2 separate regions of the Mus musculus genome follow, and region 2 is linked to region 1. Evidence: chromatin loops called from intact Hi-C (ENCODE). Cell type or tissue: left cerebral cortex. All regions are shown on one strand. Each heading gives the region's core, and the rest is flanking DNA. Links, peaks and the distances in the headings are about the cores only.

Region 1 (16,098 bases), core at 8,660-11,159:
TAAATAACGGCAACAAGAGACAGAAAGAGAAAGCCTAAGATGCTGACCAGAAGTAAACCATGCTGCTTATAGAACCCCTTCAGTGCTCAGGATTTAGAGGTACTGTACACCTCAAAAGGTGGAGTGAGGTATAAGGCTAAATATAGGATTGCAAAGCTGTCCTCAATGCTGTCCAGTCAGATTCTCTCCACCTCCAGCACCAGGCCAGCAACCGGACGCTTTGGATTTGAGAACACCAGGTGCAGTGGCAGATGGGGTGAAACAGAGCTAAAAGCAAAGGAATCTTCCCTGGGAAATGCTGGTACCCTAACTTCCTGCTACTCTCCTCCTTCCAACAGCAAAGTCGGGTGCACCTGTGTAGTGTCATGGGAACTAGTTTCAAAGCGGCAACATCCAAAGTCATTTAAGTTAGGGTTTCTGTTTTTAAGATTTTTTTTATATGTATGAATGTTTTAACTGCACGTATATAAGAGCACTGTGTGTGTGCCTGGTGCTGGCAGAGGCTAGAAAGGGATGCTAGATCCCCTAGAACTGTAGTTATAGATGGTTATAAATTGCCATGTGGGTGCTGGGAACTGAGCCTGAGTCCTCTGCAAGAGCAACAGGTGCTCTTAACTGCTGATCCACCGCTCCAACCCACAAGCTAGGTATATTTTATTTTATATTAAATAAACCTTAATAAAAATTGTTATTTTTAAAGGCAATGAAGTTCTAGGCAGTCAAAGTACTATATGCTACAAAGCTGTGTGAGAAAGACCACCAACTTGGAGGCAGATGGACCAAAAAAACAAACTTAAGAAGGAATCTGAAAGGCACAAAGACAATGAAAATAGAAAAAGAAATCTGAAGAGTGAAAAATAATTAGGGGACTATAGAGATGGTTCAGCGGTTAAGAGCGCTGGCTGTTCTTCCAGAGGTCCTGAGTTCAAATCCCAGCAACCGCATGGCAGCTCTCAACTGTCTGTAACTCCAAGATTTGACACCCTCACACTCAGACATGCATGCAGGCAGGCAAAACACCAATTCACATGAAATAGAAATAAATAAATAAATAGATTATTTTTTAAAAAGGAAAAACAGTGAGAGCCAGAATAAAAAGGTCAGTGGAATTAGAAGATAAAAGGTGGAAAGATATCCTAGGAAAGAAGATAACATAAGAAAGAGAAAGACAGAAGGGAAAAGATAAGAAAATTAGAGGATTAATTGAGGAATTCCTCCGTCTAACAATAGGAGCTCCAGAAATAGAAGCCGGAGGAAACAGCAGGAAGGAAATGCTCAAAGACACAGTATAAGACCGTTTCCCAGAATTGAAGGGATGAGAGGCCACAAGATCAACAAAACAGAGACCCACCTCAAGATATGCAGCTATACCATTTCAGAATACTGAGAGTTAAAAAAAGATGTTAAATGCTTCTAGAGAAAAAAAAATACATATGTATAAAGGCTCTTTCTAGAATGTCGTTGGCCATTAGGTTTTCTATTTCTATTATTTCAGACTTGTTCACCATAACTCTCTGAACAAGTCTGAAATAATAATAACGATGATGATAGTGGCAGTAGTGATGGTAAAGATTGCTTCAAACTTTAGACTAAATATTTGTCTATATTTATTCTTATTTTTCTGAGACGAGATTTCACCAGGTAGCTCTGGCTGCCTGGGAAATCCTGATCCTCCCATTTCTTCCTTCTAAGAGCTGGGACTATAGGCATGTACCGCTACACATGGCTATCATTTCTTAAATATCATGTTCCAGAACTAAAGAGGCAAAGATCACTTTATATTTAGGTCTTGAGGAAAACAAAGACGACAACCGAAGACTTAAAAACTAGGTAAGAGAATATAAACATTGCCCTATAATTTCTGGGAAGCTCCAGGGAGGCTTCATACAAGGAATGCCTCCTTTTCATCCTAAACGAGTATTATATAATCATAATAAATATAACAAGCAAGCATTATTGGCCTATATCATAGCCAAACATACAATAACCCAAACAATAACAATGCCACTATTTATTATGTGTTTACAATGGCCCGGGACTCATGCGATAGGTAGTCCTAACATCTGTCCGAGGTAGTTGTTCTCATCATATGGGGTTTAGAAACTGACGCTTGGTGGATCAATGTGATTCATGCACACTCACCCAGCTAATAAGTGGTGGGTCCGAGTTGAAAATCTGTACTTGTATGATTGCTTGGGTTTTTGGGACAGGACTTTGCTATGCACTGAATGCTTGTAGGGAACTTGTTGCCTTCCTGCTTCAGCCTCCTGACTCAGCATGTGTCATCATACACACGCACACCAAATACTTCTTCAACTGCCACAACTTTTGCTCCTTTCTGGCACAGCAGAGCTAAGAGGCACTTCATCTCTCATACCAGCCTGCAGACTTGGCCTTCCTTCCTCCCCTGTCTCCCATCTCCCTTCCATATAGCATAGCCCAATGTATCCTATACCAGAAACATTTAGCAGGCACTTTTATTTTTATTTATTTATTTAATTTTATATTTATTTATTTTTGTTCTATATGTATGAGTGGCTTGCCTGTATGTATGTCTGTGTACTACGCGGTACCTGGTACCTTCAGAGGCCAGAAAAAGGAGATGGATCCCCTGAAACTACAGTTACAGATGGTTGTGAGCTGGGAATTAAACTCAGGTCCTTTGGAAGAGCAGCCAGTGCTCTTAACTGCTGAACCATCTATCTCTCCAGCTACAACAAGCTCTTTTAGAAGGGGCAGAAGAGGGGCGCACACAAAAAGAAAGTGGGGGTGGATACAAATATTGCAGATCAATGGAGGGGGACAGGAAAATGGAATTGGTTCTATTGGCCTTACATTTCTCCTTTTCTGCTGGACGTACAGGAGTAAGTGTTCAGCCATGATGAAACGGTGTCTGCAGAAGGGTAGGCAGCTAGAGCAAGCCTTCTGTTGAGAAAGTCTAAACTCAGCCTCTAACCCCTTACAGTGTGCTTGGGGATCACCTCTGGCCCGCCTGCTTTCACTACCAAGGTGAAGATGGGCTGCTCCTCAAGCACTTAGCCAATCCTGGAGTGATTGTGCACAGCAGACCAGAAGCCTATCAAGTCACAGACAGAGCACCCAGCGAGGGGAAGGAGAAGGTTTGAAGGCTTCCTAAGGATGCAATAGCCAGATGGAGACAGAGCCCAGGTATCTGTTCTTCACCTGAGGTCTAGGGAGAGGAGCTTGACAGAAGGGATGTGCCAGGCCTGCTAAAGGAATGTTCATGACGCTGGTTTTGACCAATAGTAACATAGGGTCAAGATGAGGCCATCCAAGCTACGCTACTGGGAATGTGGAGTTACTAATATTTCTGGTTTCAATCAGGCTTAGCTGGAGCCAAAGCCTATAACTCAAGAGCATAAATATGTATTGCCTCTCTTCCAGAACTGTAGTAAAATACAAGTAAAGGAATAAAATAAAGTGCAAGTATGAGATCATATCAGGAAATAGGGTGGGAGAGCGAAGCATCAGTGAGTAAGAGATTTCAACAAGTTTCTGAAAGCAAAAACAAGTTAAAAAGAGGACTCAGGGAGTTGAAGGCTCTTGAAGAACACCTCAGAGGAGGCTGCAGTTGAGGAGGGAGCAACTTGGGTCATGAGAGACCGAGAGAGATTCCAGACTTAGCCTTGGTATGTATCAAGAAGAATAGATATAACGGGGGGGGGGGGGGAGACAAAAGACAAGGGATAAACTGACAACATATAAAATCTTTTCAATCTTTTCAGGGGCTGGAGAGATGGCTCAGCTGTTAAAGGCTATGCTCAAAACCACAATAATATCCTTTCAGGTCAAGGGAGATGGCTCAGCATGTGAAGGTACCTGCCATACAAGTGTAATGACTTGAGTTTGCTCCCTAGACCCTGCACAGTGTAATGAGAAAACTGACTCCTGAAAGTTGTGCTCTGATCTCCACATGTGCACCATGACACGTGAGTGCTTGTGTGTGCGTGCACACATACATCATCATCAACAACAACAAAATCCATCCTTCCTTCCTTCCTTCCTTCCTTCCTTCCTTCCTTCCTTCCTTCCTAGTCACTCTAAGTACTAGACTCAGAATACAAGCTGCCTGGCATTCTCGCAAAGGCAAAATGTCACAGGGCTCCTGGAGAAAGGAACTAAGCTATGAGAAATGGATTAGAGTGTCTAGTGACATTTTAGTGGCCTCAAATAAACTGCTTTTCATTTTGGCTTTTGAAAGACATCCATTATAACAATCAGCTCCCTGTTGAATCACTGAGCAAAACCAGCGAATGGACAAGCGATTCTGGAGATACAAAGAATAAGAGTTTATATGAAGTCATTCACAGTCTGCAAGGCAGAAAATAGGAGAGAAAAGGTACGTGGCCTAGCAAATCAATCTAGTATGTCCAACTTCCAACATTCTAGAAAAAGAAAACCAAAAAGATGAAATGGAGGAAGCTGACAAAGAAAGAATGCAACAAATAAGTGCATGTTGAAGAAGAAGAAGAAGAAGAAGAAGAAGAAGAAGAAGAAGAAGAAGAAGAAGAAGAAGAAAGAGAGAGAGAGAACAATATAATAATAAAAAAGAGAAATGAAGTTACTACCAGAAAAGCTAAATGACCAACTGACCATATCCAGTGGTGCATGGGAGCGCCTATGTATACTATCCTGGCTCCCCCCCCCCTTAGCCTCCCAAGAGCTGAGATTACAGCCATATGCCATTGTGCCCGACAAGACATGGGCTTTTTATTCTACAACTCCTTGAGTGTCATTTAAAAGTGTGTGTGTATGCTACATGATCTAACTTATACGTAGAAGCTAAAACAAAAAAGTTAATCTCACAGAAATACAGAACAGAATAATGTTTACCAAGACTGAAAAGGGTGAGAAGGGAATGGAGGGAAGATGATTCCTGGGTACAGAGGTGCTAGCAGACAGAAGGAATACCTTTTATCGTCCTATAGTGCAGTAGTATAACAATGGTTGACAAAAACTACTGGAATATTTCAAATTAGCTAGTAGAGAGGGTTTTTAATGTTCCCAATACAAAGAGACATAAATGTTTGAGTACAGTTTAATAAGCACCCTGACTTGATGATCACATATTATATACATATATTAAAATGCCACACTGTATGTAATAAACATATATAATTACTATGTCAGTTAGAAATAAAAAAATAATATTGAATATATACACTGCTTTGATTTGTGCTCACTTTGTTTCTCTTGTTTTTGAGATAAGGTCTTGATAGTGTTGGCCAGGTTAGTCTTGAAATTCTGCGCTCAAGTAATCCTCCTGCCTCAGCCTCCCAGCTGAGCTGGGTGCCACCTTGATTGGCTGGAATGCTTTTTAAAATTCTAAAATCAAGTCCCTTTCCTTTTCTGGGATCTCTGTCTTTCATACTGTACATACCAAGCACAGACAGTGATAACTCTCCTGATATGAGGTTCTGGTCTCCAGTGTTTGCTTCTGTTTAGGGAAGAAGCAAGAGAGGTGGGCACAGGACTGGATACTCTAAACCATCGGTTTCTCAACTTGGGAGTCCTGATGTCCCTTTCACATGAGTTGCCTAAGACCATCAGAAAACATAGATATTTACATTATGATTCACAATAGTAGAAAAATACAGTTATGAAGTAGCAATGAAAATACTGTTATGGCTGGGGGTCACCACAACATGAGGAACTGCATTAAAGGGTCACAGCGTTAGGGAGGTTGAGAACCACTGCTCTAAACTAATACTTTGGCTCCCTACAGCCATCTATACTGATGCCTTTTCAACCAGCTCAGCCTGCACCACCCTCTTCAAACATCACCATTACCATTCCAAACCCCATCCAGCCTTCCATTTACTAAACTATTTACATCCAGCAATTATTTATACCTGCTGGAGTCATGAAGGATTTAAGGTTACTTATTCCAAGAGCACAGATAAGGGCAGACCAGAAATTGAACCAAACAATAAGAAGGTGTGAGAGACAGAGAGAGACACACAGAGAGAGAGACAGAGAGACAGAGATAGAGAGACAGAGAGAGAGATCAAAACAGATGTTGTTCAAGCTATATTTCAAGTCAACTGGTGGCTGAGGCAGAAAGGAAGACACAATGAACATCCCAACAGCCCCATATTAGCAAGGATAAAATATACAATTTTCAGGAAAGCAAAGCTTGGCCTAGTCCTGGATCCAGAAAGAGAATGAAAATGATTGTTTATTGAGCACATACAAGCATCTGACATTGCAATTCAAATGATCTCAGTTAACGCTGAGCAGTGGGCGTTGTTATTCTATTTTAAAGACCAGGAAATAAAAGTTTATAAAACAGAAAATGGTTTCACTGAGGTCATCTAGCACACTGAAGCAGATTCATATTCAGACACAAGTCTGTCTTTCTCAAAAGTACAGCCCTCCTTTATATGAAAGTTGAAACAGGGAGGAGGGGAGGTGTCCAAGCCTGGCTATCAAGGCAGAAATTGCGTCCGAGCTGCCTCAGATACACCAAACAAATCCTAGCAAGACAAAATCCAGCAGCAAGAAGTTTGGTCCTAAGGAGCCAAAATGGAGCAGAAGGCCAGTCTACCATTCAAGCTTCATCCCCAACAAGTCACCTAGTCTCTTGGCGTCCTAGCTTTCCTCTTTCTTTCATTTGGGTTTTCTATAAGTAGAACACAAAACAATTCCACCTTCCTAAGATTTTAGAGCAGGAAACAGCACATTAGAGGGAAGCTGCTCTGAACATTGGCATTAATACTAGAGAGACTCTTGCAGTCAGGACCGCTCTCCCCTGCTCACACCTCTCCCCTGCTCACACCTCGCATGGCCCTAAACAGTCTTTTGTCTCTTCTGTTCTCAGTCTTCTCACCTGCAAAGTAAATCTCCTTTAGCCTCATACTTCTGGCCCTTCCAGCTCCAACACCTGACATTTACAACCCTGCTGATCATGAATGATTGCCATCTCTCTGAGCTCCGGCAGCGAGCTCTGTTCCCTTCTGTGATGGTATGTGAAGAATTTAGTGTCATTTCTATTCTCTCTCTGGCACCCAAGTGAGCAGGTCTTTTTTTTTTTCCTTTTAATGAGATCTACTATCTTAACAAATTGTTTTCTTTTTAAAATTAGTTTCATTGGGCTGGTTTTTTCTTCCTTCCTTTCTTATTTTTATCTACAGGGCTTTGGCTGTCCTGGAACTTGAGATTCACCTCCCTCTGCCTCTCCAGTACTGGGACTAAAGGCTCATTATATAATATTCACATGTGGACTCTTGTCCTTTGCTCATATTCATGCCCCCAATGCGCTCTCTTACATTTCTCTCCTCCCTTCACTGGTGCCCTTCTTCCCTGCAAATAGTCCCATTTTTGCTTTCATGTTACATATAATTGTGTATGCACGTGTGTGTGTGTGTGTGTGTGTGTGTGTGTGTGTGTGTGTCTGTCTGTCTCTGTGTGTGTGTTGTGTGTGGGCATGCCTGAGGTTGATGTTGAGTGTCTTCCGAATCAGCTCTTCACCTTATCCTTGAGATAGGATCTCTCACAGAACTTGGAACTCACTGACTGGTTAGACTGACTAGCTGACAAGATTCATGAATCCTCCTACAGGGAGGAGGGGGGGTGTCTCCACATCCCAGCGCTGGGATGACAGGGGTGCACCAAAACACCCAGCTTTTTAGTGGGTGCTGGGAATCCTATCTCAGATCCTCACAATTGCACAACAAGCATTTTATCCACTATGCCATCTCCCTAGCCCACATATATCTATATCTATATCTATATCTATATCTATATCTATATCTATATCTATATCTATATCTATATCTATATCTATATCTATATCTATATCTATATATTAATGCAGTTTCTGCATATGAGAAAAACATACAAAATGGTCTTTCTGTGTCTGGCTTATTTTGCTTAGCATGATTTCCAGTTCTATTCATTTTTTCTTATAAATGACACTACTTATTTCTTTTTAGGGGTAAATAAAACTGCACTGTTTATATATACACATTTTCTTGATTTATCTGTTAATAGGCATCTGCACTGCTTCCATATCTTGGCTTTTGTGAATAGGAGTGCAGATCTTACCATCTCTCATCTAGATTGTTATATGACTTCTTCACTAGATGTTTTCAAGTCTATCTTATGACCTGCACTTCTAGGGAGATTGTTCCAAAATGTGACTTTCAATATACTGTGCAACAGACACCTCTCTCCCTAGCTTAAAACTCTAAATTTCTTATGTCCTCATGATTTGGGATGACCAATGCTCCAAGGTCTCCTCCTTTTTGATAAAGCTCCCTGTCTCTCAGGTGCTGCTCTAGTTTGCTTTGACTGATAAATGTCTTGCTTCTCTTTGCACTTATTTCATGGATGGATATACATGGATGGAAGGCTGTTCCCCCTTCCTTAACGTCTCATTTGGCCCCAATTCCCAGCAACCTACGTGTAGTCCTCTTTTACCTAGACAACTCCAACTTGTCCTCTGAGCCTCCATTCAGAGACCACCTCCTGTAGGAAGCCTTCCCTGATGTGTCTGGGCAGCCACCAATCCTTACGGTACTTCCTGTCCGTCCCTCTGGCAATATCACATTGAATACCACTGTATTTGTATCTGTTTCCACAACTGCTTTCTTCACCCTGAGCCCAGAACCATGCAGTGCAAATACACCAAAGCCCACTTGTTAAGGGCACAAGGTGCCACATGCACCAGACACACAAATATTCACTTCGTTAACCTCTCTCTTAGAATTGTGGGGAGTGCTTACATGGCCTCTTACTCCTTCCCCTCACATAGCACAGAGCTTTACAAAACTATCGTTAGTAATGATGTTTATCAATAAACAAACATGTACTGTGTGCTGTGATTGGCTTTGTCATATTCAATTTTTCACAAGCACAGCTGAATTGCGTTACTCAAGAAGTGGCTAACACAGCAGATGTGCAGTTGTGTGAGGTGCCAGTTAGGTACATCACATCATATATAACAACAGCAATTTTTTTCCAATGCTGGGAATAAACTGAGCTCTACCCTAAAGAGAAAATAACTAATTTATTTACAATTCTTCCTCATGGCAAATGTTTATTATTCTTCAGGGAATACAACAGAAAGTGAGCCCAGGCCCTTACACATAGTAAGGACTACACCATAATCTCTAATGACAGTAATTCTAACATGATTATATAGAAGAAAACCTTGGCTTGGGTGGAGGTTTAAGAGAAAATGACCCCCATAGACCCATAGTGATCTATTAGGGCACTATTAGGAGGTGTAGCCTTGTTGGAGTACTTGGCTTTGTTGAAGGAGGTGCGTCACTAGGGATCAGGCTTTGAGGTCTCAGAAGCTCAAGCCAGTTCTCTTTCTGCTGCCTTCAGATCAAGGTGTAGAACTATTGGCTCTTTCAGCACCAAGTCTGCTTGCATGATGCCATGCTTCCTGCCATGACAATAATGGACTAACCTTCTGAAACTATAAGCAAGCCTCGATTAAATGCTTTCCTTTATAAGAGTTGCTGTGGTCATGGTGTCTCTTCACAGCAATAGAGACCCTACGACAATTTGATTCAGGTGAGTGTAATACACTGTAACCTGAGATCCAGTAGGAAATCATAAGACCTGGATATACAGTCATACTAACCTTTTAAGAAAGCACAAGAACCATACAACTGCACTCTTATTTCCATGCGCCAACAAAAAAAATAAATGAAACTTATAGTCTAAAAAAGATCACATAATGCCACATAAATGCATCTTCTATGAGTGAAGGGTACCTCTCGGGTGATGGTGGTGGTTCATTTACATCTAAAGCATGAGAGGAACAATCCCAATCAGTCATATAACTGGCCTAGCCATCTTTGTTTTGGCTAAGATATGATAGGACTGTTTTCACGGTGTTTGTCGCATTTCGCCTCTAGGGGGCAGGGAAGTATCATCTATTCTTGTCTAGCCTTAGCCGATCCCCACCAAGGAGGAAATAAGGCATCTCTTCACCTTTCTTCCCTGTGACACTGGCTCCTGCCAGGGAAGGAACCAAAAAGGCCAAGTCTATTCCCACCCCAAGATGCTGTGCGTGGCCTTGGTTATCTTCTCAATAAAGACTGGATGGAAACAAAAAGGGGAAAAGAAATGGAAAAATTTATAAATCAACAACTTGTAACCAGACTTGGGTGAACTGCATACAGGTCCTGTACAGGACTGCCTGGTTCACTCAAGGGAGAGGATTTTGTTCCAAGGATCAAGAATGTCGCATGACACAGACATGGCATGCTAAGGAGATACAATGATGAGCAGTTGGTCTGTATATTTTTGTTTGGTTGGTTGGTTTTTGGGTTTTGGGTTTTTTGGTTTTTCGAGACAGAGTTTCTCTGTGTAGCCCTGGCTGTCCTGGAACTCACTCTGTAGACCAGGCTGGCCTCGAACTCAAAAATCTGCCTGCCTCTGTCTCCCAAGTGCTGGGACTAAAGGTGTGCGCCACCACGCCCGGCAGCCTGTATATCTTTAAAAGTCTCATCCAATCCTGCTTCTCTGTCACTATATGAATTGGGAGACCACTGGGTGTAAAAGGCAGGAAAGTCATAAGCCAAATGCCTCCAGGGAGCAAGTGGAAAAGGCCAAGAGAATTTTGAAGTTGACATTTCTCTCAAAAGGAGTCCAGAATAAAGAAAAACTGAGGTACTGGGCCATTAGCTCACCAGGACTTAATTAGACATTCATGTGTTTACTCAGAATTGACTGGGCAGCTATGTGTTATGCAAAGTACTTCCAAGTTCTTCGGCCCTTTGTTATGCCCCCTGCACCAAGCACAGAATCCAATACAAAACTTGTACTCAATACATGTCAGTTAAGTCACAGGGTTTCCCAACCTTCCTGATGCTGGGGCCCTTTAATACAGCTCCTCATGTTGCAGTGACCCCCAACCATAAGATTATTTTGTTGCTACTTCATAACTGTAATTTTGCTACTGTTATGAATTGTGATGTAAATATCTGATATGCAGGATAGCTGATATGCAACTCCCAAAGGAGTTGCAACCCACAGATTGAGAACTGCTGTTTTAGAGGCTAGTAGGAGGCACAAGATGTGAACAACTACGGAGGTATTGTAAAAAGCTAGACCTGGGGCTAGAGAGATGGTTCAGTGGTTAATAGCATTAGTTGCTCTTACAGAGGACCCAGGTTTAATTTCCAGCACCCACAATCTGTAACTGCAGTCCCAGGGGATCTGATGCCCTCTTCTGGTCTCTACAAGCAGAGAATGCACACTGAGCACAGATGTGCAGGCAAAACTTCCCTATACATAAAGTTAAAAAAAAAAAGGTTAAAAAGAAGATAAAAAGGATAATCTGCTCATTGCAAACGCCAAGGATAAACTGAGCATTAAGAACAACCAATAAGGGCTGGTGAAATGGCTCAATGGTTAAGAGCACTGACTGTTCTTCCGAAGGTCCTGTGTTCAAATCCCAGCAACCACATGATGGCTCACAACTATCTGTAATGGGATCCAATGGACTCTTCTGGTATGTCTGAGGACAGCTACAGTGTACTTACATATAATAAAAAATAAATAAATCTTTAAAAAAAATGAAGAAGGACCAACAAGGGCTTGGGAGATGGCTCAATAATTAAAAGTACTTTTCGTTCTTCTAGAAGACCCAGGTTTGATTCTCAGCAACTCACATGGCAGCTAACAGTTTCAGTTCAGGGAATCTAGTGCCCTCTTTTGGCCTCCATGGGCACATATGTGGTACACATACATACATGCAAGCAAAAAAAAAAGCCACAGACACAAAATAGAATTTTTTTTAACAAATTAAGGACCACCAAATAAACACAGGAGAGGTGTGAAGAGGTGTTAGCTAATTCAACCTTAAAAATTCAACCAAAGATGAGGGAACAGCATTAGTCAAATCACAGAGACCTGAGTGAGCTGATGATGGCAGCACAAGGCTAACTCAAGTCTGGACTGAGGACAAGGGACTCACAAAAATGAGAGAAGGGGAATCTGTGGACAGAAACAGAAAGACAATGAAAAACATAGGAGCCAGACTGAAGACATGGCTTGGCTCCAGCTATTCAGAGGCTTAACAGAAATACATGGTGGCAACAATCAGGAGGTAATTGTAAGAGGGAACCTCTGTCGGAGGAAAGCCGGAGTCGTGACTATGGTCCATGTCTCTAAACCCCTCTTCTGGCAGGGAACAGTGCATTGAACGATTGAGAGCCATACAATTCTAGGTCTCATCAGCAGGTTCCTTTACAGCTCCTCTCTGATTCCTCATTTCCTCATCTGAGGATAGCAGTAACACCCACCTGGCAAGGGGTTTGTGACAATGAGATAAGACATGGGGCTGCCTGATGGGTAAGAATGTCAAGAATGCTACAGGCTCTGGAGCCCAGCCTGGGTTCCTACTAGCTCTTTTGTAGTCCTGCCACGTATTCACTTAGGGACCTTGGCTGTGTTACCTGAAGTTTCTAGACCTCAGCTTCTTCATCCGTAAAATGGAGTTAATAACAATTTACATAAAGGGATGCATGTGAAGACAGAAGGAATGATTCCATGGGAAGCACATAGAAGGCAGTGTCCAGCACACAGTAAATGCACTAAAAAAAATGTTAGCTATTATTACATAAAGCTGCATAGGATAGTGCCTACCACCCAGAAAGCTGAGACTCAATATGAACAGGGCCTCTTCACCATGCTCCAGGCTTTTACTCTGCCCCCAGCAAATTCAGAGGCCATAGTAGGTAGGTGGACAGAGAAAGAACAGGCAGCGAACGTCAATTGAACACCAAGGGACTGTGCACTTCTTCAAAGCACCTTCCTCTACTGCCCAGGTCCTCAAACAGTGGCCTGGCTCACTTTGGTCCCTCTATCCTCTGAGGAACCCCACCCTTTCGGTTCACTTTGTCCTCTGTACTGTCTATGGCCTGACTAAGCCCGAAACCCTGTCTTCCTGGCTGGTGGGAAGAGGGCTCTGCAAGTGCCAAGAGCATGGTGTTTGCTAAGCCTGGTGGCCCCTCCTGCTCTGTGAACACAGCCAAGAAATATTTGTGGATGACAACAACCCCATTCTTGCCCCAGATCCAGACAGAGAAAGCAAGACTCCCAATTCTCCTTAAACTTAACGTTATCATTTTCTCCCATACCAGCATAATGCTCACAACACGGCAGAGGGGACAATAAATAGTTTCCCTCCTAAAAGGAAAGAGAGACACCCTAGAAAAAGAATCCAGCACGCCAAAGGGGACAGACTTCCCCCAGAGCCTCACCCTGGGATTGCTCTCACGTATTCATTTTCTCAGTAGCCTGGGCCCCTATGGGGAGCATGCTGACAACCCAGCACACGCACATGATGATAGTTCAGCAGTGAAATGGTAGGACTATGCATCGCCCTGGGTGCCAAGAACACCACGCTGGCGTTCTCTAGGTTCAGTATCTAAATGTGAGCTAGCTTGCACAGGGGGGTGGGGTGGGGAGGAGGGAGCAGAGGATAGACAGTTACCACTATACTGGCTTCAACCCACCACTGCATACAGCAGAGATAAAAGCTAGGCCCATGCAGAAAATGTAGGAACAGAGCTCTCTTGGGCACAGGGCACTCAGCAGTGAGTCCTAGCCTCTAGAAATCATTCTATGTGCCAGAACTGTAGTGTGTTGGGGGTGGGGTGGGGGGGGAACCAAGCTTAACAACCAAAAAAAAGATCTCTTTTTAAATCATGGCAGGAGGTGAGAGCTCCACATAAAAAGATCTGAGTATTAGTCAGGATCAACAACTAGTAAGCAAACAACTAAATCCTCATGTAGCAGTGACCAGAAGGAGGTAGGGACTCATGTTGCTTTCTGTCACACTAGGAAGGCCACACCCAGAGCCTGGCAGCAGAGATTCTGGCATTCTGGAACCTGTCCAGAAGAGCAGTAGGGAAGGATGTGGGAGTCCTGGGTAAATGATCCGAATAAGGATGGGTGATGCCCAAAGCAAAGAAGGCCCAGTTCACAGGAACGGGAGCATGTTGTGTTAGTAGCATGACCTCTGATGGACATCACTTCTCAGAGCCCTGGGTTTCTTATGCTGTGACATGATGGTAATGACAGATGCACAAAGGGTTGTTGGGAGAACTGAGTCTGGGGCAGAACAGGCTCCCAACAAGCTACATCTTGACCCAGGCCCTAGTCTTCCTAGTCTGTCCACCAGAGGGAGCCTGGGGCCCAACAGAGCCCAGCCTGTACCAGCTCTGCCTGTCCTCCCCCAATGCTGCAGCCTCAGCTGCTGAACTCCCACCCTGCCTGCCCGCGCTTCCAACAGCAGCCTTCTCACCCACTCCTTACAAACCCAGAACAGGCCTAGCAGGGGAGTCGCTTGCAGCAGCATTGGTTACAGCAATGGCTACAGGTTCTCCTGACACCGGGCAAGGAGGAAGGTGGGAAAGAGGAAGACAGCTGTCTTTTCTTCTCATCAACTCCTCCACTCATTCCAGACCCATCTCTTCTAGTTCAAAACCTGGAGATACCTAAGGCTCTTTTGGCTTTTCCCAGTTCAGTACCTCAGCAGGTCCTGAGGCCAAGACTCCTAGGAGTAGTTAAGCTGTAGGGAACAAATAACATGCCTTTAAGACAGGCAGACTTAGATTCTAGTCGCAGCTCCATTAGCAAATAGTAGCATAACCTTGAATAAGGCCCCTTCATCTTGAAGCCTCAGTTTCTCCCTCTCTAAAATGGAGTTGCTGATGCTCACTGAGTGGGCTGGGCTGTGAAGTCCAAAGGAAGCAATCATAGATAGGCAAGCAGTTAATATGTGGTTGAGAGAAACCCAAAGTGTTATTTAAACCTCTTTATTAGCCAGTAGGAAATGTGATGCAAGGGATTCCAACAAGCAACCTGGAAAGTGTACAAAAAGAAGGAAGGAGTCAGAAGCAGGCCCGCAAGGATGGCAGAAGGGCAAATGGGCTTCCAGCCAGCCAAGAAAATCAGACCTGATGTCTGCAGGGTAGAGAATCTGAGAGCAATGGAATTCGGAAATTGAGAAAGATTCAGGTCTTTTCATTGGGCTTAATGCTCAAATCAGGAACTATATGCTTCCTCCAGCTCTCTCAGACCCCCTTTAGACTTCAACTGGACCACTCAGGCCAGCCACCACCCCCATCCCTTGAGGCAATGTACTGCATCACAACTGGCTAGGTTGAAAAGTTCTCTTGATTTTATCTCAGATGTTCCCTCTGTTCCTGGATCTGCCCCCTGGAGCCATACATATTGAGGTTGCTCCCTCCATCACAGGCCTGACCCCTCTAGAGAAGTCTGCAACCAGGCTCAAGGACCACAATGCCCCATCCAGTCTTTCTCTGCCCCCCATTCTGGGGCTGTCCTTCTACCTCAACACTCAGCTGAGGGTGCACTGCAGTGGAGCCCAGCCAAGCCCTCAAGCTGCAGCTGCTGCTCCTGGGGCCCAGCCATCTCAACCCAGCACCCCAGCCTGCTGCCTCACCATGGGGGAGTTGCAGAGAGCTGTCTCCCGGCAGATTTCCTGAGGCAGAAGGCTTCCCCACCCCCAGCCCAGCCTCCAAGAGACACTCCACTAGTTGTGGCACATGGTAGGACCAGCTGAGCAGTGAGAGGAGGGGGAAGCCTGTCCATTTGCTAAAGGACTTCAGACTTGCTCTTTGGTGTGGTTGGGTTAGTAACATACCCATTGAATCTCAGTTGGCAGTCCCTGGCTTTAAAAAAAATATCTAGGGGAAATCATAGACTGGCAAAAGAAGGGACTCAGTCAAGGTCACAAAGCCAATCTGCAACAGAGCTGGAAGGGGACGCCAGTTCTCCCATCTCCCAATTCAATGTTCTTTTCAGTATAGCAGTAAAGCAATAGGAGGGCCTTTAGGGCATCCCTGTGAGCCTTCGTGCCCTTGACTCACAGCCTAATACATTTATCCCAATCAGCACACAATGGGATCTACATAGGAAAAGTAGATCCTGTCCATGTCCCATCAACTCAGAAAATATTCCTAACCTGTCTCAGACACATGTACAAACCCCAGCACAGGTCTGAAGCTGATCCAACAGATGGGAGATCTATGGACTTCCCTTCCTGGTAGGGCTCTTTAAATGGGTGTTGTTTTTCTTGAAGGG
Region 2 (16,098 bases), core at 7,771-10,270, 190 kb after region 1:
ATACATAGGCACACTGTAGCTGTCTTCAGACACACCAGAAGAGGGCATCAGATCTCATTACGGGTGTTGTGAGCTACCATGTGGTTGCTGGGATTTGAACTCAGCACCTTTGGAAGAGCAGTCATTGCTCTTACCCGCTGAGCCATCTCGTTTTTAGGTTGGGCTGCAAGAGCCACCTCATCAGCTCTCCCATCTAATTTCTTTTAAGCAAAACCCCTTATTGAACCTGGAGTTTGCTAGAATAGCTAATCAGCAAACCCTGGGAATCCTCCTGTCTCTACTTCCGCAGTGCTGGGATTATCGGCGTGCACCATTATTGCACTCAACTTTTACATGGTGCTGGGGATTGGATTCAGGCCCTCATGCACTGTATCACTGAGCCATTTCCCTAGCCATTAAATTAATCTTTCTTTGTTTGAAGCAGGATCTTACTTTGTAGCCCTGGCTGGCCTAGAACTCACTATATGGACCAGCCTGCTTCTGCCTCCTGAATTCAGGGCTTAAATGTGTGAACAACTTCAGTAGTGGTTCTCAACCTTCCTAATGCTGTAACCTTTCAGTACAGTTTCTTATGTTGTGGTGACCCCAAACATAAAATTATTTTTGTTGCTATTTCTTTTTTTATATATATATATATGTAAGTACACTGTAGCTGTCTTCAGACACACCAGAAGAGGGAGTCAGATCTCGTCACGGATGGTTGTGAGCCACCATGTGGTTGTCGGGATTTGAACTCAGGACCTTCAGAAGAGCAGTCGGGTGCTCTTACCTGCTGAGCCATCTCACCAGCCCCTTGTTGCTATTTCATAACTGTAATTTTGTTACTGAAATGAATAGTAATGTAAATATCTGATATGCAGGATATCTGATATTCAACCCCTGTGAAAGGGTCATTTGATCCCCAAAGGGGTTCCCATGGGACTCACAAGCTGAGAAGCACTGCATTAATCATCATTGTGGTGATTTGAAAGAGAATGTTCCTCATAGTCTCTGATGTTTGGAAACTTGATCCCCAGGTGGTAGCACTGTTTCTGTAGGTTTAAGAGATGTGGTCTTGTTGGGTGAGCTATGACCCTAGGGATATGCTTTGGGGTTTCAAAGCCAAGTGCCATTTCAAGTTCCCTCTCTCTGCTTCCACTGTGATTCAAGATGTGAGCCTTTAGTATCCTGCTCCAGCCTGGTGCTTGCTGCCATGGTGCCCCACCATGACAGACTCATTCCTCTGGGACCATAAGCTCCAATAAATTCTGTCTTCTATAACTTGCCTAGGTTGTAGTGCTTTGTCACAGCAATAGAAAAATAATTAATATAAAATAATAGGCAGTTTTATCCAAGGCATTATTGTAGAAGGGCTTATGAAGCAGCTCACAGAGTATGGGCTTTCTTCATCAACCACCCTCATCAGTTCAATGTATATCTAACCAGGACTTCTTTATGCAGCTACAAATAAGTATTACTAGATAATCCCTATTTCTTTCACAAATGTTATCATGTTTTTTTTTTTCCAAGAAGGCTCTTTTTGTCTTTTTTCTCAGTGAGTGAGATGAGAATCTTGCAGGGTTTGAGAAGTACCATGGTTTGGTTTATATTTAGAATTATTCTTCTCACCCCTCTACTGAGAATTGGCAGTGAAGGAGAACACAGTGGAAGCGTACAACCTCATTGGTATCCAGTGGAACCATCCAGTGAAGAGATTCTTGTTGGAACAGAGAAGGCAGTGAGAAGGTTTGGGTTTCTGAAGATATTTTAAGGCCATCTTATACAGATGAAAGATCGACTTCACAACAAAGCCTGATACTTATCTTCAAATATCTGACTAGGTGGTCTGTTAGAAAAACACAATTTGGGCTGGAAAGATGGCTCAGCAGTTAAGAGCACTGACTGCTCTTCCGAAAGTTTTGAGTTCAAACCCAGCAACCACGTGGTGGCTCACAACCATCCATAATGAGATCCGACGCCCTCTTCTGGTGTGTCTAAAGACAGCTTCAGTGTACTTACATATAATAGATAGATAGATAGATAGATAGATAGATAGATAGATAGATAGATAGATAAATCTATCCTTGGGTCAGAGCAAGCGGGGCCGAGCAGAGGTTCTGAGTTCAATTCCCAGCAACTACATGATGGCTCACAACTATCTGTACAGCTACAGTATACTCATATACATAAAAATAAATAAATAAATCTTTTTTTTTAAAAGAAAAACACAATTTTTGGTCCTCTGCCTTCATAGATGAAGTACTTAATTGGGTACTATTTTCATGTTAATTCATTATTTCTTTCTATAAAGCTATGACAGCTCTTCTAAGAATAAAATACTTTAATTTTTTGAGTTCATATATGCACACAATGTATTTCTATCAGATTCACCCCCACTTCTTCCCTGAACTCCTCCTAGATCCATCCCCAACTCGCTGTCTCCTCCTAACTTCATCTCCTCCTTTTAAAAAAATAACTTACTAGATCCAGTTTGTGCTGCCCATATACTCCTGTGGTGGTGGTGGTGGGGCAATCCACTGGAGTGGTTGGCTTGCCTTACCTTGGGCCACACCCTTACAAAACTCTGACTCTTCCTCCCCGAGAAGTTACTAACTCTCAATAACCCCTTAGTTCAGGATGGGTGTTCATGAGCTTCTCCCCACTTACATACAAGACTGTTCAGTGACTTACCTTGAACAGGTCTTATGTAGGCAGACACACCTGCTGTGACGTTGAGTGCAGTGGTCCTGTCATAGCCAGAAGACACTGTTTTACTTCAGTCCTCCTTGACCTCTGGCTCTTACGATCTTTCTACCTCCTATTCTGTGATGGTCCCTGAGCCTTGGAGGGAAGTGGAGTGATACAGATGACCAATTTGTGGCTGACAACCACACAGCACAGACACCTGCTCTTTGCACTTTGACCAGTTGTGAATTTCTGTGTAGCTGCCTCCATTGCACAAAACAAAAGAAAAACCTCCTCTGAGAGCTACACTAATCTATGAATATAGAAATATGAATTTAGAAGGCAGTTTGATGCTGTGTTCACTCTAGCAACATAATAGTAGTAGATTGATCCCCTGGGCCTACGACCTCCTCAGTCATGGATTTAGGCACAGACTTATAGTACCAGACATGTATTTCCTTCTGTGGACTAGGCCTTAAACCCAACCAGAAAGTTGCTGGCTACCCTCAAATATCTGTGCTGCCATTATACTCACAGGCATACCTTGACATACTGGTCATTATTGTTGTTCACAGAGTTCACAGCTGGATATGACTGTTGATGACTCCCCAGCCCCCAGTAGCCTACATAACACCTTTCAGTATATGAAAGCCATTAGGTAGGAAGCATCTGAGGCAGTACTAGCTGAGTTCTTCATATCCTCTGTCCAAAATTTGTAGTGTCTTCAGCAATAGGGTTTTATCATCAAGTTCTGGTGAACAATGATTGATCTGGAAGGCCAGCTCTACTGTGGGCAGTGCCAACCCTGGACTCCTGGGTTGTTTAAAAAAGCAAGCTGAATGATCCATGAAGAGTGAGTACCTGGGTTGTAAAGGTACTCCAAATTAATCTCAGTGTGCTATTTTGTATTTTTGGGCCAAAATGTTTGTCTTTCTGGATCTGGATTATTCTCCGGTTCCATCAATTTACCTGCAAATACATAATTTAATTATTCTTTACAGCTGAATAAAACTCTGTGTTGCATAGGTGGTGGACAATTAGACTGTTTCCATGGCTTAGCTGTGTGATTAGCTAAAAACAGGGATGAGCATGTGTCTCTGTGGTAGGAAATAGAGTCCTTTGGGCATCTGCCCAGGGGTGGTAGAGCTGGGTCATATAGCCAATCTATTTCCAGTTTTTTATCAGGGAACCACCACACTGATGTCCATAGCAGATGTATCATTTTGCACTCCCACCAACAGTGTATAAGGATTCTATTACCCACACACTCCTGAGCATCTGTTGTCTTTTATTAGCCTGCCATTTTGACGGGGGGTAATAGAAAATATCAATGTAGTTTTAATATGCATTTCTCTGATAGCTAAGGATATCAAACACTAGAGACATAACAAAAATCCATTAAGAAATTCAGACTTTACTATATGGAACACAAAAACCAGTAAACAAAAAAAAAGAAGAAAAAAAAAACAAGTTAAAAAAAAAACCAGTAAACACACAGACAGTGCTTGAAGAATCAGATGAAAGAGAGAATGAATGGTTTTGAAGATCAGGAAGATATGAAAAGACTTCTGGTTTCCATGTAGATATGTAAGGAACTAAAGAAAATGAACTTATCTTCTTCACAAAAAAAAGGAAAGAAAAAGAGAGAGGGGGGGAAGGAAGGAAGGAAGGAAGGGGGAGAGAGAGAGAAAGGAAGGAAGGAAGAAAGAAAGAAAGAAAGAAAGAAAGAAAGAAAGAAAGAAAGAAAGAAAGAAAGAAAGAAAGAAAAAGAAATGAGCAAAGAAATTTATGAGAACATGAATAAACTATCTGAGGTCAAACATCACAGGAAAGAGTCATGAAATATGGAGGGACTATGGGGACATACAAGACCAGAGCATTTGCCTAAATGAGGCTGAAGCCATTGGATGCTAGATGCAGTTACAGGAACAAGAATTTTGGGGGGCTGATGACAGGCTAGGAAGACAGTGGAGGGCATGTAGGGGCTGGTGTTAAGGGGAATGTATTAGTTGCTTTTCTGTTGTGGTGATAAAATATGTTGATCAAGGGCCTAGACAGATAGGTCAGAGATTAGAAGCACATGCAGAGAATCTGAGTCCAGTCCCCAGCACCCACATGGTGGCTTACAACTGTCTGCAACTCCAGTTCCAGGAGATCTGGTGCCTTTTTCTGACCTCTGTAGGTATCAAGCACACATGTTGTGCATATACATACATGCAGGCACAACACTTACTACACATAAAATAAATTAATATAAAAATATAAAACACTATGACCAAAGCAGCCTATAGAAAAAAGAGGGTTTTTTTGTTTGTTTGGTTTTTGGTTTTTGGTTTTGTTTTGTTTTGTTTTGTTTTTCTGGTGGTGGTGGTGGTGTGTGTGTGTGGGGGTGGTGGTGGTAGTGATTAAGTTCCAGAGAGATAAGAGTCTATTACAATAGGGAGACATGGCACCAAATAGTAGGCATGGTAACAAGAACAAGGAGCTAAGTGCTCAAATCTCAACTACAAGAGTGAAGTAGAGAGAGTGACCTGGGAGTGGCTTGGGGCTTTTAACTCTCAAAGTCTACCTCTGATGATATACTTCGTCCAACAAGGCCTCGCCCAAACCTCTCCAAACAGTGTTACCAACTGGGGTCCAAGGGTTCAAATATCTGAGCACATGGGCATCATTCTCATCCAAACCACTACAGGGACTTATAAGTATATCACCAGACATTCACAAAGTCTGGAGAAGGCCTACTCTCTGGCTTGAGGGGGAAAACAGCAACCATGTCACAGAAACCACCTAGACTATTCCCCATCCATGACAGAAGGCTGGAATTACAAGGGGAAATGTAAGACTTTGGGTCTCTTTTAAAATTTTAATTTATGTATTATGTTTACAGATTTATGTATACCTTGGCATGTGTGTGGTGGTCAAAGGACAGCACATGATTCTCTCTTTCAACCATGTGGTCCTGTGGATCAGATTTGGTGGCTGTAGTCTCCCCTCCCCCAGTCTGAAACCTGCTTGGTCAGGAGTGGAGCTTGCCGCTCAATCGTTTTGCCACGCCCACTGCTGGAGCTTGCCACTTTGCTGTTCCGAAGCCATCACGTGTTCACCTGCAACCTTACTCCAAGATTATTTGGTGGAAATCGGGCCCCTCCCACTCCTTCATAACGGAGTGTTGGAAAAGTAAAATTGAACCTTGAGCAGAGCCTTGTCTTGGTTCTGTCTTTATCTCGCTGCCTAGCCCCTCTGCTCTTCCAGGTTTCCAAAATGCCTTTCCAGGCTAGAACCCAGACCTGTGATCTGCTGGCGGGACACAACAGGTGGCAAGCACCTTAATCCTGAGTCATCTTACCTCCACCACCACCACTTCACCCCACCTCTTTTTTTAAAAGACTTTGGGACTCACTGTGTTTCCAGGTTGCCTTTGAGCATCTGGGCTCAGGGGAATCAACTGCCTCTCATTCTTGATTAGCTGGAACTATTGCCATTTGTCACATTTCAGGACTATTGGAAGGGCTGTGCAAGTCTGTGAATTGTTTGGTGTTCTACTTCTCAGTAGTATGAGAATCTTGATCACTTTGGGTTTATGTTTTCAAAGAGTGAAGTGTGAGATATTTGGGAGTTGCTGACCCATAAGTGTCCTTAAGTGTTTGGAAGCCTGTGTCAGAGGATGTTAGCTCACTGAATTTTTTTTTCTCTGTTTTAGGCTATCAATTCCATGAACCAACCATCACAGCATCAGATTACATGAGGCTGGGGTCACAGTTGTGAGCTGCCTGATATGGGTGCTGGGGACCAAACTCAGATCCTTTAGAAGAAGAGAAGCACTCTTAATTGCTGAGTCATTTCTTTAGCCCCCCCCCCCCAACCTCCAAATTAATTTTTAAGTGTCTCTTTTAAGGGTGGCAAATGTGTAAGTCATTTTGAGAGTCCTTATTCCAAGTTGTGAAGTCTCAAAGGCAAACGAGAGAGCATTTCATAATATAGTGACTGGCTCACTCCATTTCCTCTTACTGTAACAAGCTATCAAGAACTGGGTAATTTACAAAGAATAGCTTATTTGTCTCATGATTTTAGGATATAGGAAGTTCAAGAGCATGAGACCAGCATCTGTTAAACACCCTGTGAGGGCCTTCCTGCTATATCATGACATGGCTACGGATATCACATGGCAAGAAAAACCAATATGCTAGTTTGGGTCTCTCTTCCTCCTCTGAGAAAACCATGAATGCCATCATGGGGACCCACTCTCTCATGACTTCATCCAATTAGAATTACCTCCTAAGGGTCCCACCTCAAAATGCGTGAATTTGGGAATTAAGTCTTCAATCATTATCTTTTTCTTTTTTTTTAAGATGGTACTGAGCTATCTCAGTACTCTTAAGATAGCTCTTGCTACCTCATAAAAGCTCTATTTGGAGATAGACATTACCATTCTCCATCTTTGCTTTCTGTTTTCATTCCTGCTAATTCCCAGCTTCAGGTCATCTCAATGGAAAGAAGCTACTCCATTGCCCAGGATCTGCCCCATCAGTCCAAGAACCCAGGCCACAGAATGGTATTACTCACATTTAGCGTGGGTCTTCACACCTCAATTACCTTAATCTAGATAATCCTTACAGACATACATAGACTCTAACCAAGCCTTACAGGGATGCTCAGAGGCTCATTTTCTAGATGACCCCAGGTCATTTAAAGATGACATTCAATATTAGCTATCACAACTGTATTTCATTATGACATTTTCATACATTTCCTTTTCTTGACCCCCATTCACTCCTGTTGGTCTTCTTCCTCTTTTTAATCATTCTTTCTACTTTCATGGGTTTTTTTCTTTTCTTCTCTTCCTCCTCCTCCTCCTCCTCCTCCTCCTCCTCCTCCTCCTTCTTCTTCTTCTTCTTCTTCTTCTTCTTCTTCTTTTTTTGGTGGTGGTGGTGGTGACCCACTGACTTTCACTAGGTTTCACTGGTTTGTTAAAACTAGGGCATGGATATGAATTTCTTATAGGAGTATGGGCACCTTACCAATAGCTAAACCATTAAGAAAATGTCTCTCCCTCCCCCATCTACCATTAACTACATATAAAGCCTTGGATAAGGGGTGGGATGTTATCCCCTTCTGTGACCAAATGTTGATAGGCCCAATCTTATGAAGACCTTGTACAGATGTCCACAGGTGCTGTTCGTCCAACAGCCATATCATGCCTAGAAATCAGCAATCCACACTTCTTTCTGTTTCTCCAGCTCTCACACTCTTTGTGTCTAAGTTAGCATTTCTATTGCTGTGGCAAAACACCAGGACCAAAAGCAACTTGGGAAGAAAAGAGTGTATTTCAGCCTACACGTCCACATTACATTCCATCACTGAGAAGTCAGGACAGGCACTCACACAGGGCAGGAACCTAGAGGCAGGAACTGAAGCAGCGGCCGTGGAGGGGTGCTGCTTAGTGACTTGCTTCTATAGTTTACTCAGCCTGCTTTTTATAGAACCCAACACTATCTGCCCAGGGGTGGCACCACCTACAACGGTCTAGGTCATCCCATATCAATAACTAAAATTAGGAAAATGTCCTACCGTCCAATCTTATGGAAGCATTTTCTCAATTGAGAGCACCTTTACCAAATGACTCTAGGTTATGTCAAGTTGACATAAAATTAGCCAGGACACTGTTCCTCCTTTGATGTTTCTCTGAGTCTTAGAAAGGGTGATACCTCATTTATAGCTGGGCATCCAGGAGCCATTTACTTTCAGTACTTTGACTAGTTATGAATCTCTGCAGTCACTACTGACCAGCGCAAAAAGAAACTTCTCTGATAAAACTGACAGCATCACTAATCTACAGGCATAGACACAGTTATTTAAAAGATGATTGGCAGGCACATCATGTTCATTTAGCAAAGTAACAGCAATAGCTTCTGCCACACTAGGGCCTTTGACCCTCACCCCCACCCTAGCCATGGGCTTTTGAATAGGCTTTCAGTCTTAGACATGAATTCTTTCCTATGGAGCCAATCCCAGCAATAGGGTCTTACTATCTAGTTCTGGTGGACAACCAACAAGAATAGCAATTATTTATGTTGTTTTGGAGGCCTCAGGAGCCTCCCTAACAACTCATAAGAAAGAGCCTACCATTGGCACTGGGATTTTTGTTAAATACTCTATAGCTTTGGGGAGTAGCTTTATCCACCCATACAAGGGCACTTCTGCTCAAACTCTTTCTAAACATTTTTATTTCTTAATTAGCTTATCAAGTATGAGATTCCTTTGTGGTTGATTTAAACAGCATTAGCTTTGATTACCATCCCCCCACTCTACCCACTCCCCCTTGCTTGAGCCTTCCCACTCCCAGTACCTTGCTTTCCACTTTCATATCACATGTGTTCCACTACTCCCTCTTAGAGAATATTTTTCTCCACTCATGGGCTCCTTTACAGTTTTCAGGGCTCTATACACACCCACTCCTACATAAATGCACGTATCAAAGTCAAAAGCTAGGATCTACATATAAGAGAGAACATGTGGTGTTTGTCTTTCTGAGCTTGAATTACCTCACTTAATATAATCTTTCCCATCTGTTTTCCTCCAAACTTCATTTTACTTTATGGTTCAATAAGATTATGTTGTGGGCTGGGGATGTGGCTCAGTTGATAAAGATCTTGCCTATCATGCATGAAGCTCTGGGTTTGATCTCCACCATCACATAAAACCAGGGGTGATGACACTTGCCTGTAACCCCAGCACTTGAGAGGTAGAGGTAGATGGGTCAAAAGTTCATGATCATCCTAACTACATATTGACATAATGAGTTTCAGACCAACCTGGGCTATGCAAGACCATGCCTCAAAAAAATTCCATTATGTATATATACCTCATTTTCATTGGTTGGCTCCATATTCTTGCTAATTAATATAAATAGAGCAGGGGTAAGCATAGATGGGCAAGTATCTTAGGGTCCATGCCCAGAAGTGGTATAGCTGGGTCATATAGAATGTCTATTTTTTGGCTTTTGGAGAAAATTCCATGCTGGTTTCCCTGATAGCTCTACCAGTTTACAAGTTGGCAGCATAGTTGTGGGTTCCTCTATGCCCACACCCTCACTAGCATTTGTTTTCTTGGTGTTGGCCATTCTGACTGGAGTGAGAATGGGTCTCAGAGTAGTTTTAACTTGTATTGTCCTGATAACTACGGATACTGAGCGCTTAAAAAAAAAAAACCTATTGATCTTTTGTGTTTCTTCTGAGAACTCTGTGTTCAGTTCTTCAGTCTAAACTGTTTTCCTTATAGTGTTGAGATCTTTGGTGAAGAGGTCACGTGTTGTGGTAGCATGCATATGTAATTCTAGTACTTTAGAGTGATAGGATTGGGAGTTCAAGATCACTGTCAGCCTGAGCTATGTGAGATCCCGTCTCAAAAGTAAAACAGTAAACAAAAATTCTTTGGTGAAGGGTCTTTCCATCTATTGTTTTTCTGTTGTCAGTATTTTATCTAAGTTCAATATGTGGAGATGATTAAAGTCCTAAAACATCTTCAAAATAGTTGGTCCCACCAAGCTGGAAGCTTCCTCACTGCCAGCTATCTTTTATGGTGGCATAAGGTGCTATGCAGGTTGCTGGGGAGACAGTGTTGCCCAGCTATGAGCCATTACATACTAATATCAACCTGCCAGGCAAGATGCTCCCACATGTGCAATAGTGGCACTACTGCTATAAATTAGATTTGAGATCTACGCTGTAGGCAGAAATCCATGCCTGGCTCGATGGTTAGAAGCATGTACTACTCTTGTCGAGAATATAAGTTCCCAGCACTCATGTCAGGCTGTTCACAACTATGTGTAATTTAAGCTCCAGGAGGATCCCATGAACCTCATACACACACAAACACACAGGCAGGCAGGCAGAAAGACAGACACACAGGTATAGACACATATACAGAGACACACACACAGTCGGGGGAGGGAGAGGGAGAGGGACATCCATGGAGACACACATATACATAATAAAAAATAAAGTGAACCATAGCTGGGAAGTGGGGGCACATACCTTAAATCCCAGCACTCAGGAGGCAGAGACAGGCAGGTATCCAACTTAGAGGCCAGTATGCTCTACAGACTTAGTTCCAGGACAACAAGGGATACACAGATAAACTCTGTTTTGTTTTGTTTTAAAACCTAAATAAATAAATAAAATAAAATCTTAAAAAATAGAGTAGAGATCTGGCTATAAGAGGGACCTTAATATTGTTCTCTAGGTAAATGGACATAGTAGAAAACTGCCTTCTAAATATTTTTATATTCTAAATATGTTTGTATTCATAGGTAAGTGCTACTCTGAGTTTTAATCACAGAAGCCTTTTCCCAGTGAATGGCTGTGAATAAAGAGACTCGTGGCATAGGGAACATTGCAGAAGAGGAGTCAGAAAAAAAATGTAAGAGCCAGAAGATATAGAGAAGCAGTACAAAATGGCGTCTTGTGGGCAAGACCCAGGTATTTGAGATCACAAGTTCACAGCAATTGCAGATGACTGTAGGCATGAATGGAGGAGAGACTCGATGGAATATTATCTCACACTGCTGACCTATTTGTTGATAAATTCAGGGAGAGGGATAGTCACTCCATTCAGTTGTGTATCCACTGATGACCCCACCAGGCTCCAAAAGACAGTTTCAATCCAATGGCCACACAGATGGTCCTGGTTAAACTAAAGGAGTCACTAAACTAAATTCAAAGTCATGAATCTGGGGAAAGGACCGGCAGAGATGGGAAGGGGAATAATAGGAATGAGAGGGAAGTGAGAGGATTGAGAGAAGGTAATCAGAATGCATGAGCAGAGAAAAACAGTTGGTTCCGATATAAATTGCAGGCTATAAATGCTAATTCCATGTGTCAGCTTGCCTTAATCATAAGAGGTGCTCCCTATTCCTGCTACCTCGAGACCTTACTTTACAGGAATGAATTCTTCCACCAGAGACAGAGCATTCCATTGCCCTACTAGTGAAAAATGGTACCCAGCCACTTTGGGTTCCTTGTGCTCGAGTTAATAGGCAAGGAAAGAAATTATGGTGTGTGCTGGAGTGGCTGATCTGATCACTAAAGGGAGATAAGGAAATGTATTCTGGAATACAGGGGATCACTCAGAGAATTTCTGAGTGTTTCCACAACTTTGACTAAGGTCAATGGAAAACTACAACAGCTTAATCCAGACAGGACTACCAATGGCTCACGCCCTTCAGAAATGAAGGTAAAGAACTGTGGGCAGTTGAAAGGATGAGTAGAAAATGGAAGGTAATTATGAATACTACATATAACCAAGAACTTAGTTATAATCATTATTTCCTCCTTATTGTGATGTGTATTTATTATCTATGCATCAAGTATCTTTGTTTTCTTCCCTCTCTTATCCTTATCATTACCATTAGCTGTATTAATTTTATATCAATATTTGTTATTGGATTTAAGAATATAAAATAGGGGCTGGAGATATGGGTCAGTGATTAGAGAGCACTGGCTGCTCTTCCAGAGGACCTGGATTTAGTTCCCAGCAACCACATGGCAACTGAAATCTATAAGCCAGGGCATCTGACCCCCTCATGCACATGGTGCACAGACATGCACGCATGCAAAACATTTCTGAACATAAAATGTATTTAAACTATGTTTTATAAAAAGAAGAGAAAACAATTGAGAACCTTCCCTTTTTATAACAGAATAGTTACAACATGATAAAAGATATTGACCAAAAGCATCTTGGGAAGAAAAAGGAAGACAGGGCAGGATTTCATGCAGGAACCTAGAAGAAGGAACTAAAGCAGAGGCCATGGAGGAACACTGCTTACTGGCTTGCTCCTTTGCTCATCTTCAGCTACCTTGATTAGACAGCCCAGGATCTGGGCCTCCTATATCAATTAGCAATCAAGAGAATGCCCCACAGATCACTTTGATAGAGGTTCTCTCTGCCCAGGTAGATGATCAAGATTAGCCATCACAAGTGGTTAGGTCATTACTGTTCTTGTCCTTTTTGGTGGGTAGTAGAAATTATGGCCTTATTATGTAGCACAAACTTGTCTCAGACTCTATTCTTCTGCTTTAGTTTCCCAAGTGCTAGGATTACAGGTGTGCACAACCACACCCATTTTATTTTATTTTTTATTTTTTGAGATTAGGTTTCGCTGTGTAACCCTGGATGTCTTAGAACTCTGTGTGTAGACCAGGCTAGTCTCAAACTCACAGAGATCTGCTTGTTTCTGACTCCTGTGTGCTGCTACTATCTGGTGCAACTAATTGTTATTAACTTCATTTTTTTTGAAGATTACATACTGGTTTAAGGTGATGTGTATGGGTGTCAAGTTGTTAATAGACAGGCTTGTTTGGTTAGCTTTGTGTATTAACTTGATTGGTCAAGCATTGTTTTTAGTGTTATGGTAATAGACACTATTAAATGGAGTGCTGGGATGAGAATACTGGTTAACTTAGCACATTGCAATCCCTAATGGGTGAACCTCATTTGATCAACCAGTTGAAGGTCTGACTAGAAGAAAAAGATGATCCCTTCTCAAAATGCAGGATACTTGAATACTTCAATTGGGACATTGTTTTTCATGCCTTTGGACTCACACTGAAACATTAGCTCTTCCTAGAACTCAAGCTTGTCATTTTGTGGCTAGGACTTACATCCATGGTTCTCTGGGGTCCCAGACCTTCAAATGTAAGTTTCCAGTTCTCTGACTCACTCTCTTAGGGCTTTCTTCCCATTAATTGTGGTAGCTAATTTCTTATAACCTTTCTCCCATTCTCTGTCTCCATGGGTCTCTCTCTCTCTCTCTCTCTCTCTCTCTCTCTCTCTCTCTCTCTCCCTCCCCAAATGGCCCTAAATTTATGATGTCCCAATTTACTCCTTTTCCACTATGATATGAAAGGAATATGCTCTCAGTAGAAATTTTACTTGGAATTTTAAATTTTGACCTTTTTTTGGGTTAGCAATATGCAGTATAATCTTTCTCATGCTAGGTATTAGTGAGTTAGCTGTAGCTTCCAGTCAGCCATGTAATTGTGAGGGGAAATAATGTTCTAAGCTACTGTAATACTAAGCTGTGACATTTAGTAGGTGAGGTACATTAAATGCCTCTTGACCTATGATATTTTCAAGTGATTCTGGATTTGCTAGGATGTAACCCCTGTAAGTTAGGAAGTATGTATTTACATGCCTATATTCATTCTGTTTGTCTGGAGAACTCTGGTTAATACAAAAGGTGAGCTGAGCTAGGAGGAGGAGAGTTGTAACCTTCAATGAATAAAACGAAGGGGCTGATGATATTGTTAATCATAAGGCCTACAATATAACTGTGGGAATTTGTGGCAGATGCAGAGTAATACAATATTAGTAGAGAGGCAAACAATTAGAATGTGGACTTTGAATCTATAATCAGTTAAATCATCAAACACTCTGGACAATGGGACTGGAGAGATGGCTCTCTTGATAAAGTACCTGCCACCGAAGCATGGGGACCTGAGTCTGGACCCCTAGCTCTCACTATAAGCTGAGCATGGCCTCCATGAGCCCAGTGCTGGGGGTTGAGAGATAAAGATAGGAGGATCTGTGGAGCTGATTGGCCAGTCATCCTAGCCAATCAGTGAGTTCCAGTTCCAGTGAGAGATCCTGTCTCAAAAAGATGGAGAGCAATCAAGGAAAGCACCTGATATCAGCCCTATCTTTTTTTTTTTTTAAGATTTATTTATTTATTATATGTAAGTACACTGTAGCTGTCTTCAGACACGCCAGAAGAGGGCATCAGATCTCATTACAGATGGTTGTGAGCCACCATGTGGTTGCTGGGATTTGAACTCTGGACCTTTGGAAGAGCAGTCGGGTGCTCTTACCCACTGAGCCATCTCACCAAGCACCTGATATCAATGTGTGTTTTTTCTATGTGTACACATGCAATAAACACACACACACACACACACACACACACACACACACACACACACACATGAAAACATATACACACAGGAGCACATGCATTTTTTAAAAAAAGCCTGAACATGGGAACTCAAGAATAAAATACTCAAAAGGAGGAGTCTGAATGGTAGGAGTAATCAAGAGGTTTTGTCTGGAGCTGGAGAGATGGCTCAGTGGTTAAGAGCACTGACTGCTCTTCCAGAGATCCTAAGTTCAATTCCCAGCAACCACATGGTGGCCCACAATGGAATCCGACACCCTCTTCTGGTATGTCTTGAGACAATGACAGTGTACTTACATTAAAAAAAAAATCTTAAAGAAAAAAAAGAGGTTTTGGGGGCTGGAAAGATGGCTCAGCAGTTAAGAGCACTGACTGCTCTTCCAGAGGTCCTGAGTTCAAACCCAGCAACCACATGGTGGTTCACAACCATCTGTAATGAGATCTGACGCCCTCTTCTGGTATATCTGAAGACAGCAACAGTGTCCTCATGTATAATAATAAATAAGTCTTTGGGCTGGAGCAAGGAGGGACAGAGCGAGCAGAGTTGACCGGAGTTAGCAGAGGTCCTAAAAATTCAATTCTCAGCAACCACATGAAGGCTCACAACCATTTGTACAGCTACAGTGTACTCACATACATAAAATAAATAAATACTTAAAAAAAAAAGAGGTCAGGAAATTAGTCTGAACAGGTGAGAGGGTGCGCCAGAGAACCGGACAGCCTCTGGGACAGGCGGAAGCACAGAGCCGCTGAGGCAGCACCCTTGGCGGGCCGCAGACAGCCGGCCACCGTCCGGACCAGAGGACAGGCTCGGGAGGCGGCCTCAGCCTCAGCAGCAGCGGTCGCCATCCTGGTTCCAGGACTCCCTGGAACTTAGGAATTTAGTCTGCACAGGTGAGAGTCTGCACCACAGAAGCTGACAGCTTCTGGGAACTGCCAAAGCAACACAGCTTCTGAGAAAGGCCCTGTTTTGGGCCTTCTTCTTCGACCAGGAGGAGGTCCAAAAACAAGATATCTGCGCACCTTTCCTGCAAGAGAGCTTGCCAGTAGAGAGTGCTCTGAGCACTGAAACTCAGAGGAGAGAATCTGTCTCCCAGGTCTGCTGATAGACGGTAACAGAATCACCAGAAGAACAATCTCTAAACAGAGTCAACTATAACTACTAACTCCAGAGATTACCAGATGGCGAAAGGTAAACATAGGAATCCTACTAACAGGAACCAAGACCACTCACCATCATCAGAACCCAGCACTCCCACTTCGCCCAGTCCAGGGCACCCCAACACACCCGAAAACCTAGACCTAGATTTAAAAGCATATCTCATGATGATGGTAGAGGACATCAAGAAGGACTTTAATAAATCACTTAAAGAAATACAGGAGAACACTGCTAAAGAGTTACAAGTCCTTAAAGAAAAACAGGAAAACACAATCAAACAGGTAGAAGTCCTTACAGAAAAAGAGGAAAAAACATACAAACAGGT

The links. Hi-C counts contacts between places; a loop is a spot of excess contacts. Peaks named below come from ENCODE experiments on the same cell type or tissue, not always from the same donor. Only the 100,000 strongest peaks of a DNase experiment are listed, where the experiment ranks them.
Region 2: a loop joins it to region 1, with 2.2 times the contacts of the local background. A loop is called at or near these places in 4 of 42 quality-filtered maps.

What each region holds. Positions count from the first base shown.
Region 1 is chrX:152,145,716-152,161,813 of GRCm38, reverse strand. All of the region lies in intron 1 of Iqsec2 (IQ motif and Sec7 domain 2), which reads right to left. Among named protein-coding and RNA genes, the nearest start is that of Iqsec2, 9.5 kb to the right of the region's middle. In left cerebral cortex, for the core only: a CTCF peak has its summit at 9,889 (motif pointing right); a DNase peak (open chromatin) is centred at 9,898.
Region 2 is chrX:151,957,406-151,973,503 of GRCm38, reverse strand. No RefSeq gene overlaps it. Among named protein-coding and RNA genes, the nearest start is that of Hsd17b10, 36 kb to the left of the region's middle. In left cerebral cortex, for the core only: no CTCF peak of the experiment used is centred there; a DNase peak (open chromatin) is centred at 9,211.